2 separate regions of the Homo sapiens genome follow, and region 1 is linked to region 2. The links are chromatin contacts, found by Hi-C or POLR2A ChIA-PET in ENCODE. All regions are on one chromosome and are shown on one strand. The core of a region is the stretch at or near the end of the contact, and the rest is flanking DNA. Distances in the headings are between cores, read along the strand shown.

Evidence for each region. A loop is a pair of places that touch in the nucleus more often than their neighbours do. ChIA-PET counts read pairs that join two places held with the same protein, here RNA polymerase II (POLR2A). Pooled maps may share reads with other maps.
Region 1: a loop to region 2 is called in a map of PC-9, with 5 times the contacts of the local background. The contact joins the enhancer-like site here to the promoter of EHBP1 in region 2. A Hi-C loop is called at or near these places in 4 of 168 maps with a recorded cell type or tissue (CD4-positive, alpha-beta memory T cell, CD8-positive, alpha-beta T cell, PC-9 and 1 more) and 13 of 50 pooled maps. POLR2A ChIA-PET finds 5 or more read pairs at or near these places in 1 of 52 experiments (WTC11).

What each region holds. Positions count from the first base shown.
Region 1 is chr2:62,301,296-62,306,546 of GRCh38, forward strand. No RefSeq gene overlaps it. Among named protein-coding and RNA genes, the nearest start is that of MIR5192, 98 kb to the left of the region's middle. RefSeq lists enhancers at 1,758-1,837, 3,989-4,516, 4,517-5,042, 4,608-4,677, 4,718-4,787 and 1 more. Within about 2 kb of position 3,681, at least 22 of the 41 ENCODE cell types and tissues checked have a DNase peak (open chromatin) inside an H3K27ac peak, as active enhancers do; they include CD8-positive, alpha-beta T cell, PC-9 and endothelial cell of umbilical vein, where a contact is called at or near this core.
Region 2 is chr2:62,701,803-62,707,062 of GRCh38, forward strand. EHBP1 (EH domain binding protein 1) reads left to right here and starts at 3,911. Exons shown (of 23, transcript NM_001142616.3): 1 at 3,911-4,250; 2 at 5,095-5,260. RefSeq lists an enhancer at 3,618-3,757 and silencers at 3,788-4,047, 4,168-4,247.

The sequences.
Region 1 (5,251 bases), core at 2,431-4,930, 400 kb before region 2:
CAAATTGAAGGTTTGTGGCAACCCTGCGTGGAGCAAGTCTATCAGTGCTATTTTTCCAACAGCACGTGCTCACTTCATTAGCATTTTTTAGCAATATTATCTTTTAATTAAGGTATGTACATTGTTTAGACATATGCTATTGCACACTTAATAAACCACAGTATAGGGTAAACATACTTTTATATGCACTGGGAAACCAAAAAATTTTTGTGACTTGCTTTATCATGATATTTACTGCGTGGTGGTCTGGAACTAAACTGGCACTATGCCTGAGGGATGCCTGTATGACTTTGTTCCTACTCTGTCCCTGGAGATTTCCCTTTCTTGCATGGAGCTTGGACATATCAATCTAAAATATATTTTTATATTTTATTAAGTTTTTCTATGCATTTGCAATAGGAGATGACAGCAGTAGGGGGAGTTCACCCTGTGCTCAACATGTTGACCTGAAATTCAATAGTAATTATCCTTACGTTGATTTGTGTTTGTCCTCCATACATCCAACATCTTCTTAACTACTTTAATTGCTTTGTCATTTTCTTCCATGTTCACTAGAATTATCTCAAGATTTTCCTGAGCTGGGAAAATTTCAAGCTTCCTTGATGTTTCTAATTTATCTAATAGCTCTATAAAGCTCTTGTTTTCATCCTGAATTTTTTTCCTTAGCTCTGAATTTCCTTTGCATTTCACTTGGTAGACTTATCAAGTCATCTTTGGGTTCTCGTTTTACTAAATTTCAAAAGCATATTAAATATTTTAAAATTAATTATATACCAAGTTAATACAAATTATTAATTGTTAAATTAATATAATTAACTATTAAATTAAAATGATTAATTAAGTATTATATATTCTTATTTGTTCTACAATGTGAAGCATTCTCAGGAGTTTTCTTCTGTACTTGGGAGAGAGATTTCTCCCAATCTAGATATCTGGATATGTTTATCTTTTTCATGTTGTGTTTCTTGCTTTTTTTGTTCGTTTTTGAGACAGAGTCTCACTCTGTCACCCAGGCTGGAGTTCAGGGGTGCAATTATGGCTCATTGCAGCCTCCACCTCCTGTGCTCAATTGATCCTCCTGCCTTATCCTCCAGAGTAGCTGGGACTACAGGCGTGCGCCACTACACCCTGGTCATTTTTTCTATTTTTCATAGAGACAGGGTCTCACTATGTTGCCCAGCCTGGTCTCGAACTACTGGGCTCAAGTGATCCTCCTGCCTTACCCTCCCAAAGTGCTGGGATTACAGGCATGAGCTGCCGCACTCAGCCTGTTTCTTGCTTATTTTCCTTCTCTTCTTTCTCCTACTCTGCCTTCTCCTTCTTGGTGTTCTTCTTTTTTAAAATCTAGTATGTTGGCTTAGCCTTCATGCTGTCTCTTTTAATTTTGCACAGGTAAGTCTGATCAGACTATCTAACGCTCTGAGAGTGTGAGGACGAATTCTTTTTGACACCTTTTCTAGCTACCTGTCATTTCCTCAATACTAGAGTTTGGGGACTGGGTGGTACTTCCTTCCTGCTTCCTGAGCTCTGAGGGTCACATGGACAGGTGAAGGACAGAGCTGGGCCTGGCTCCCTCCTGACGTGGGCTAGCATCCCACACCTGGGTCTGCTCCACTTGGCAGGCACATGTCCCCTCCTGGGACTTCAGCTCATTCCCTTGGACAGCACAGAGTTCTGAACAGCAGCAAGTCCAGCCAGCCACTCCTCCAGCCGCTGCTGGCTTCTGTGATGGTGCCCAGGGGCTCCTCCTCTCTGGAGCTTCTCCTGGACTCCCCAGGCTGCCTTTAGCATCTTGGCCCTCTTTGTGCCGAACTGAGAGGTGCTGGTGACCCTTCTTGGGATCCTGTTCTCTTACCTTCCCTCATTTGGCTTCAGCTATGTGTGTGGGAGAGAGACAGCTAACATTCCATTCTGAGACCCTCTATTTCTTCCCTCTTGACACCTTTTCAGTCTTATGTCATAAGGTTGTACTATTTTCCATGTGTGGTTGCCTCTGGTTAGCTTTTGACTTTTTTGTTTTTGTTTTGTTTTGAGATGGAGTTTCACTCTTGTCACCCGGGCTGGAATGCAATGGCACAATCTTGGCTCACTGCAACCTCTGCCTCCCAGGTTCAAGCAATTCTCCTGCCTCAGCCTCCCAAGTAGCTGGGACTACAGGCACCCGTCACCACGCCCGGCTAATTTTTGTATTTTTAGTAGAGCCTATTGTCCAGGCTGGCCTCAAACTCCTGACCTCAGGTGATCTGCCCGCCTCAGCCTCCCAAAGTGCTGGGATTACAGAGATGAGCGACTGCACCCTGCCAGCTTTTGACTTTTTTCAAAAAAATTATTCTTTGATCACCTTATGATGTGCCAGGGAGAAGGAGGGGTGCTTCTGGCCTCGCTTGTGCCACCCTTACCCAAAATCCAGGCACATGTGCTGTCGAGGCTCCACGCAAGACCCCAGGAACTCCTGGGTCTTTGCTACCGCCAGAGGGTTGCACCTGCTTCTCAGACAGAAGACCCCCGTCTCATGGTTTCTCTTTCTCAGGCCTCCAAACCCCTGGTTATTTCATCTTTGAAATGAGTGTTTCATATGCAATTAACCTATGTTGAAACTTTACCAACTCTAAAGTGAAATTATACTTCCTTCCTACATCTAACTCTACCTAACCATAGAGTTCCCCTCCCGAGTATTTCTGAAAGTTTCCCAGGGACAGCTTTGCACAGCTCCAGAAAGTATCTCTCACTCTCACTCTACCCTTTTCTTCTTGCTGCCATGATTCTGCCTCTGTAGCTTATGGGACTGGCGACTTAGTGACTCTGCCAGGCCTTGGGAAGGAGACATTGCCCTCCCCAACCCCCCACAGCTCATCTGACCACAGGTTCCACTGAGTTGGGGCATAAAGAAAGCAGCCTTAGAAATTTCCATCTGCCTCCAGAGGAGAAGTGTCTTGTACCCAAAGGCCTCCATTTGGCAGGGGCCACTTTAGCTCCCACCAACAGCAATATACAGGCCCCCTTTCTCCACAGAGAGAGGAAGAAATCCCTCCCTTTCCAGCCCACAACACTCTTCCTTGCCTGCCTTGGGATGACAGACCATGAGGACACCCCTTTCTGTTAGGGGCAATCTCCCTCCTCCCTCCACACCTGAAGGTGTGGTCTGACCCTTTCCCCTCTGAGAAAATAAACCACCATCTTAGTGTCCAGTCTGAGTGTTTTGTTGTCAGAGCCTCAGGCCCGTCTAGGCAGCATTGTTCCCTCCCAGCGCATCGTTACAGCCTTTCCTCCAGCCTGAGGTGAGGAGAGGGTCAGGTCTTCCAACCTCTGGTAACCCCATCTCCCAGGAACAAATGTTGGACAACAAAGCACTCATGTCACCCAGGAGCCAAAGGGCAACCTCAACCAAGATTTTAAAAAATGGACACCTTAGAACATGTGTCTAATTTGTTTGGGGGCGGTTCTACCCATAAACACAATTAATGTTTCCTAACAGGACCCATAATGACTTTGCTCAGAATCACCCCACGTGGGCTTCCTCCAGAACAGCGGAGGCTTCTTGCCTCACAACAGGCGGCCTGCGAATGCTGCCCAACATGGTTAAAATGTGAGCACGCTGGCGGCTGACTCACAGGAAATGGTTCCCAAGGCTATGCCTGAGATAAGGCTGGCTTCTGGAGGCCTCTTTGCAGAGGAACCAATCCCACCCCAACTCCCTGATTGGATAATAAGACTCAGAAGCTCCAGTTCTCCCCTTCCTATGTGGCTTTGCAGGTTCTGTGTCTGACTGGACTGCCACTTTTCTCACGTACCTGTGGTCTGTGCTACAGAACATCCTAGCCACACAAGAAAGGTGGGAGCAGTGGGTGGCTTGAGGCCAACTGAGGTTTCAATCCAGTTCCTCTCCCCTGCCACCTGCCTTACCTGGTGCTACCTCTGCAAACACCACCTGCTGGGACAGTGTGGGTGGGAGGGGCTGGTGAGGAGGATTATTTCCTGTTACTGCCTTGGGGAAGCTGCTGAGGGCATTGCTCACGCCTTTGATCTGGGCATAGAAGGAAGCCACCTGCCCTAGCCAAGGTTTTAGTGCAATGACCAGATGAGAGGCTTCAGGTTACCTCGGGGCCCTGAGTCTGGAATCCAGAGTCACAGAGAATGAGGGAAAGTTGTGGAATCATTGGTGGAGACAGGATTGGAAACCTCTTGCAGCCAGAAAAATCACCATCACAGAGGGAGACTAGAAACCATCTCTGGGCCTGAACCTATCTTTGCTCCCGCCTTTCTTGTGCGGTCAGGTGGTTCTGGGACAGTAACCTCAGGCAGGTGAGAAAAGTGGCAGTGCAGTCAGACAATTCACAGAGGCCAGACGGGACAGGGAGAACTGGAGCTTCTGAGTCTTATTATCCAACCAGCCAGGCAGTGGGGGTGGGCTTCGCTCTTCTCTGCAGAGAGGCCTCCAGAAGCAACCTTATCTCAGGCACAGCTTATGAAGCTCTTTCCTGTGAGCCAGCCACCAGTGTGCTCAAATCTTAACAAACAGCATGACCTTTACTTAATAAAGGCCTGGGGGAAAGCCAGGGCAAGCGTTCCCACTTTAAAGTGCTTCATAAACGACGTGGCACCTGCAGTCACAAGGATGACATGATTAGCCTGCTGTCACCTGAGTCATTTTTTCCAGATGTGGTGAGGGGCAAGGCAGCCAGCTGGTGTCATGGAAAAAGCTCTGGATTCGAGTCTCGGTCAGATGTTGGCTACCCACTCAAACTGCTGCCGTGGCAGCCCTGCCTCCTTGCACGGCCGTTTCACATCTCTGATGTGGGAGATGAAGAGGGGTATGATCCATGCCTGGTATTTTGCAAACAGAATGCATGCATTCATAGATATGAGAGCACTGAAAAAACCCAAGCTCTTGATTCGGCAGCCAGACTGTGTAGGGGGATGTTCACTAGACTTGGTGTTTAAAGACTCAGGTAGGATCCAAGCTAATTCTATTTTTTTTTTTTTTTTTTTTTTTTTGAGACAGAGTCTCCCTCTGTCACCCAGGCTGGAGTGCAGTGGTGCGATTTCGGCTCACCGCAACCTCCACCTCCCGGGTTCAAGCAATTCTCCTTCCTCAGCCTCCCAAGTAGCTGGGATTACAGGCATAAGCCCCCAGCCTGGCTAGTTTTTTGTCTGTTTGGTTGGTTGTTTTTGTTTTTGTTTTTGTATTTTCAGTAGAGATGGCATTTCACCATGTTGTCCAGGCTGGTCTCGGACTCCTGACCTCAAGTGA
Region 2 (5,260 bases), core at 2,661-5,160:
AACAATTTCATTAGCAGTTAAAAATTGCAGTAATATTGTTGTGTATAGTATAACCACTATGGTAACTGGAAAAAAAAAATACAAAAACCTACAGTGTTATTATTGGGAGCAAATCTTATTACTAGGAATACGGCACAGATAAATTCCATTAGTGGATAAATCCTGCAATAATACCTCTGACAATTTTTACTGCAATAACTGTAAAACCCAAAGATAAGAATTTTATCACCAGGAAAGATAATAGTAATTCAAGCCTATGGTTGCATTTCATAGTCTTGAATCTCCATTTGGGGAGTTTCTGAGGCAGTGACTAAAAAAGCTGTTTCACTGAAAATAATTTCTGTCATTTTCAAAATTGTCATGGCAGAGAAGATTTAAAGTTTTTGGATGCCATTTTCCACTTATTTCTTTGTATTCTATCTTCATTTTAAGCTTGATGATATTTAAAGGCAAATTTTAAATTATTTTAAATGTTGCATCTTCTGTTAAGTAAAACATTTTGCAGTCAACAACCTGGGTCAAATGGACAGGATAATTAATGTAACTTGCATTAAACCTGGGACAGAGGGAGACGATAAATCAAGATCCGAGTAAATAGGGAATTAGAAGGGGGCAGACACAGTGGGCAATCCTGGAAGTGGGAGGGTGAGTAGGAGGTACCTGTTGGTTGGTAGGGGAAATGGGACCTTAAGAAAAGGGTAACTTCTAGCATGCCAAAAGTTCTCAGCTAATATATGACATAAGGAGTTGTCATGAGGATTGAGGATAAGTGCATTCTTAGTAATTATTATAAAATCCTGAGTCCACCTAAATTATTGCTGTTCCAGTCTTGGTACCAATTGAATTAATGGGAGATAAATAATATTGAATGTACTCTTTAAGACTCTTTAGTCCTTGAGGTAGCGATGTTTGGCACTAAGTATTGCCCAAGTATTCTTGAAGGTCTGTTTTGTTCTTTTCTGTCTTGTTTATGTTTGCTACCAAACACAATAGCATATGCTACTAGTTACCATTTGACTGTTTACTATGTGCCAGATACTTTATGTACATATCTTCCATTTTCTCAACATCCCAGAAAGGTAGGCATGATTATGTTTTACAGGATCATGCTTTAAGAAGCTGGGACTCAGAGAGGTTAAGTAACTCGTGTTACTTTCTTGTGTACACACCGAACATGTTCCTGAAAGTCTTTAAGAACAGGGACTGTAACTTTTATGTACTATTGGTAATATTTAATATGATCAGGCTGGAAGCAGTGGCTCATGCCTGCAATCCCAGCACTTTGGAAGGCTGAGGCAGGCAGATCACTTGACCTCAGGAGTTCAGCCTGGGCAACGTGGTGAAACCCTGTCTCTACAAAAAGTATGAAAAATTAGCCTATCAGTTAATAGACTTGCTCCTTAAAAAAAAAAAAATTAGCCAGTCGTGGTAGCATGCGACTGTAGTCCCAGCTACTCGGGAGGTTGAGGTGGGAGGACTGCTTGAGCCTGGGAGGGTGAGGCTGCACTCCAGCCTGAGTGACAGAGAGAAACCCCGTCTCAAGAAAAAAAAAAGATTAATACTCGGTATTCAATAACTATCAGCAAAGCAGGCCAAAAGAGCTGAACATATTCTATATTTAATATTCTTCAATAAATTTAGTTAGTATACAGGTTGTTTTTTAAAATGTTATAGGGGGAAGAAGTAGCTGCTCTGTAGGGCCTCCAGGAGACAGCCTATGAACATGAGGTCAGTGGCAGAACAGGGTCAAGAGCTGTTCTTAATTCCTTCACTCATTTAGTAAACGATTCTAACTTTGATCTCTTCTTAGCTACCTTGGTGTCTAGAAGGAAAAATAAGAGTTTACATCCAAGACAAATATTTCCCCTAAAAAGAAGAGCTGTCATAAGAAACTATCAGTCTCTTGAAATTTTCCACAACTTGAGGAAGATTCCCTAGGGATCCTACTCCTTTATTTTTTTTTAAGACACCATTTAAAACTTATTACTTTTAAGGGAATTTCTTTACAATAAAGTCAGTCTCTCTATTTTTTCTCTCTTCCCCCTCTCCCTTTGGAGTAAGGGAAGCATGTTAAAAGAAACCAGAATGACCACATAAGAAAGTTTGAGAACTTCCAGAGAACAGTAATAAATAGGGTGCAAAAACCTTCTGATCATCATGTGGATTGTTTCTGAAGGGTAACTTGGATGAAAATAATTTATGACCATTTCTACAAATAAGCCATTAAAAAACTCCACACACTTAAAGCCTACTAAAGATGCAGAATATATTATTATATGAGATCATAATGGCTGTAGGTTGTAGTGACTTCGTAAACCACTCAGGAAGGACATCAGAGAACTCTTAATAGAAAATAAGAATCAATATGATTATTACGATTATCTTAACATTTTAGAATTGACTAGCAAAATAAGCGATAACTATGCTGTTTTCTGTAAAATGCACACTGTGCTCTTGTATTATTAGATCATTTTCTTTATTGAAAGTGGAAATTGAATTAGATACTGGATTCAAGCCTTATATCTGTCTCCCCATCTCTCTTGATTCTTCAACATGTCTCTCCACTTTGTCTTGGCCCCCAATGTCTACAGATGGACTCAATTCTCACCCATCACTGCTCTCTCTTCCTGTCCCTGAAAGAATCCTCCCTAGACCCTAACACCTTTCAAGCTACTTTGTCCATGCACCCTGCTTTCCAACCTTCGTAAGATTGAATGATCCTTGTTTCCAGAACCCATCCCGCTTGCTTTCTTTTTATGTTAGCTTGCCTCTCTTTTTTTTCCAAACTGTCTGCCCATAGCTTGCTGATGCGCCTACTTCTCTGATTATTCCTTCTCGGTCTCTTTCCCATTTTACTCTGTTTATTCCTTAGATGCTAGGATTCCCCTGAAGTTTCATTCTTTGTCCTCTTTCTCCACACCAGGGGTCTGTGAACCACCTAAAACTGAAAACAATTTTTTGTGTTTTGAGACAGAACACTTTTTCCCCCTTGAGAAAGTATCTGTAGCTTTCATATTCTCAAAAGGGCCCTTGGCTCTTTTAACAAGATTGAGTGTCCCTGCCCTCACTCTGCCTCCTCCTTTTTGCCTTTGACCACCCTTTTTATATGCTAGCTGTTCCCAAATCCATCTACAGTTCTCACTAGGGGCAAAAGAGTCCGACAGCGAAGAGGAAACCAAGATTCAAAGAAATGTTGAAGACTCCGAACAATAAGAAATTGTACTGTACACATTTTGTGTCTAGCTCAGCTGATTCAATCCCACTGAAGACCAGTTGACTCTATGTTGGGCGGGGAGCGGCCGGGGTGTCGGGGGGTGCCTGACAGGGTCATTACTTCAGGTTGTCAGGTAAGATCCCAGGAGGAACTGGTGAAATAAAGGCTATGCGCAAAAACCCTAGTTGCCAGTGGCGGAGGAGAGGGCGCGCCCAGGTCCTGGCGGAGATGAGAACAGGAGAGAAACCCACAGGCAGCTGCACTGCCCACAGCTGCAGCGAAGCCAATCTCTAGGTCTGCAATCACCCTTAGGGGCCAGAAACCCAGCCCCGCACCAGCGGCGCCTTTGACGGACAGCCACCTTCTGCAATCACCTTGCAGTTCACTATAAACACTCCCTATTCCTCCCGCCTATCGCTTCCCTCTCCAAGCCAATCAGAAGAACGGGCGGGATCGTCCTTAGTCGGTTCCTTCTTTTTTTTTTTAAAAAAAAGGTAGCCTGTGCGTCGCATTCCGGCTTCGGGGAAAAACCACCTCCCGAGCAAGGGCAAGGCGGAGCCCCTGTGATGGGCAGGCAGTTCTACCAATGAGGTGCCCCAGCCGCTGTAAGACCCGGCCGCCGAGGTGGGCGGGGCACGCGCGGGGCCTGGCCAATGGCGGCGGGGCGGTGGAGGTTGAGCTGCCGTGGGTAGGGTTAGTGTGAGAGGTGCGGCGGGGGAGGTAATGATGATGGTGGCGGAGGAGAAAGGCGGGGGAGGGGGTGCTGGGCGCTGAGCGGTGGCTCTGGCAGGGCTTGGTAGGGTGGGGGACGGTCGCGGGGCGATCTGTCAGGGAGGGGGTGGGCGTGAGGGGCGCCGTCCGCCTGAGGGGCTGCAGATCCCGGCTACCGCGAGCGCCGTGGCTGGCTTGGCTGTTCCATGTGGCTCCGGCGGGGATGGAGGACTCGGTGGCGGCGGCGGCTGCTGCTGCGGCGGCGACGGAGGAGCGGCTATGAGAAGGGAACGGGGCCAGACTCAGCCCGACAGCGGGATTAGAGGTGTGAGGAGGGGGCGGGAGTGGACGAGCGGCGGGGCCGGGGCTCGGGGTCCGGGCTGGGGTCTTCTGGTATCGCCTGGGTGACAGGGACCGCGGACGAGCCACCGCCTGTCTCCGCTGGGGGGCAGGGGTCTGGGCTCCGTGCGTGAGGAGACTGGGCTCCGGCGGACTGTTTCCCTGAGGATGGGGGAGGGAGGCACCGCACCCTGCACAGTCCACTTGCCCCGCTGGTCATTGCTTCACCCCCAGGCAGGAGTTTCCATTTCCCTCCGGTTGGCAGCGAAGGAGCCCAAGTGGCCTGGAGCCGGGACATTGCCCTCTCTCTGCCTGGAGATTTCCCTCCACTCCTCGTTCCCCATCCATTTCCTCCCTCCGACTGAAAAATAGCATTCCTCCTGGCTCCCTAATTTGTTCCAAGCACATATTGTCGGACTTGAGGCTATTAATTATCGACTGAAAAACAAAGTTTATTAAAAAATACTCCACTTCTCCCTCTTTCTGGCGGTGGACATTAAACAGCATCCCTAGACTTTCCCGCTCTGCTCGCCCTTCAGTGATGCTAACAGGGGGAGGTAGGGCCCCGAGTTACCGTCTCTCTGGATTGTTGTTGGTGCTGACTACCTGATGTGTCGCTCCACGTCTTCGGTGTGAATTGTAATTTCTTCCTTGGTGTCTTGCATCCTTGATGTTACTGGCTTTTGAGGTCAGTGTTTTGTTTCATTGTTTAAAAGACATGCAGAGAACTGGGATGGTCTTTTGCAGCGTTATTTAACATGGGTGGTTAGTCATTTCTCATGATTCTCTCCTCATATTCTTTCTCTTTTTGTCTTTGTTTTGCTTTTCAGCCCTCCAGAATACCCATCATATAGCCCCTGAGGTGGCATGGTGATGTCTCCATGAGGGAACCCCTTCCCACTCATCCTGTCACGTATATCATAGTGTTCTTGACTGGGCCATTCATCTAAGATGGGATTTACCCTGTGAAACAGGGAGAAGACTTATGGACCCCAA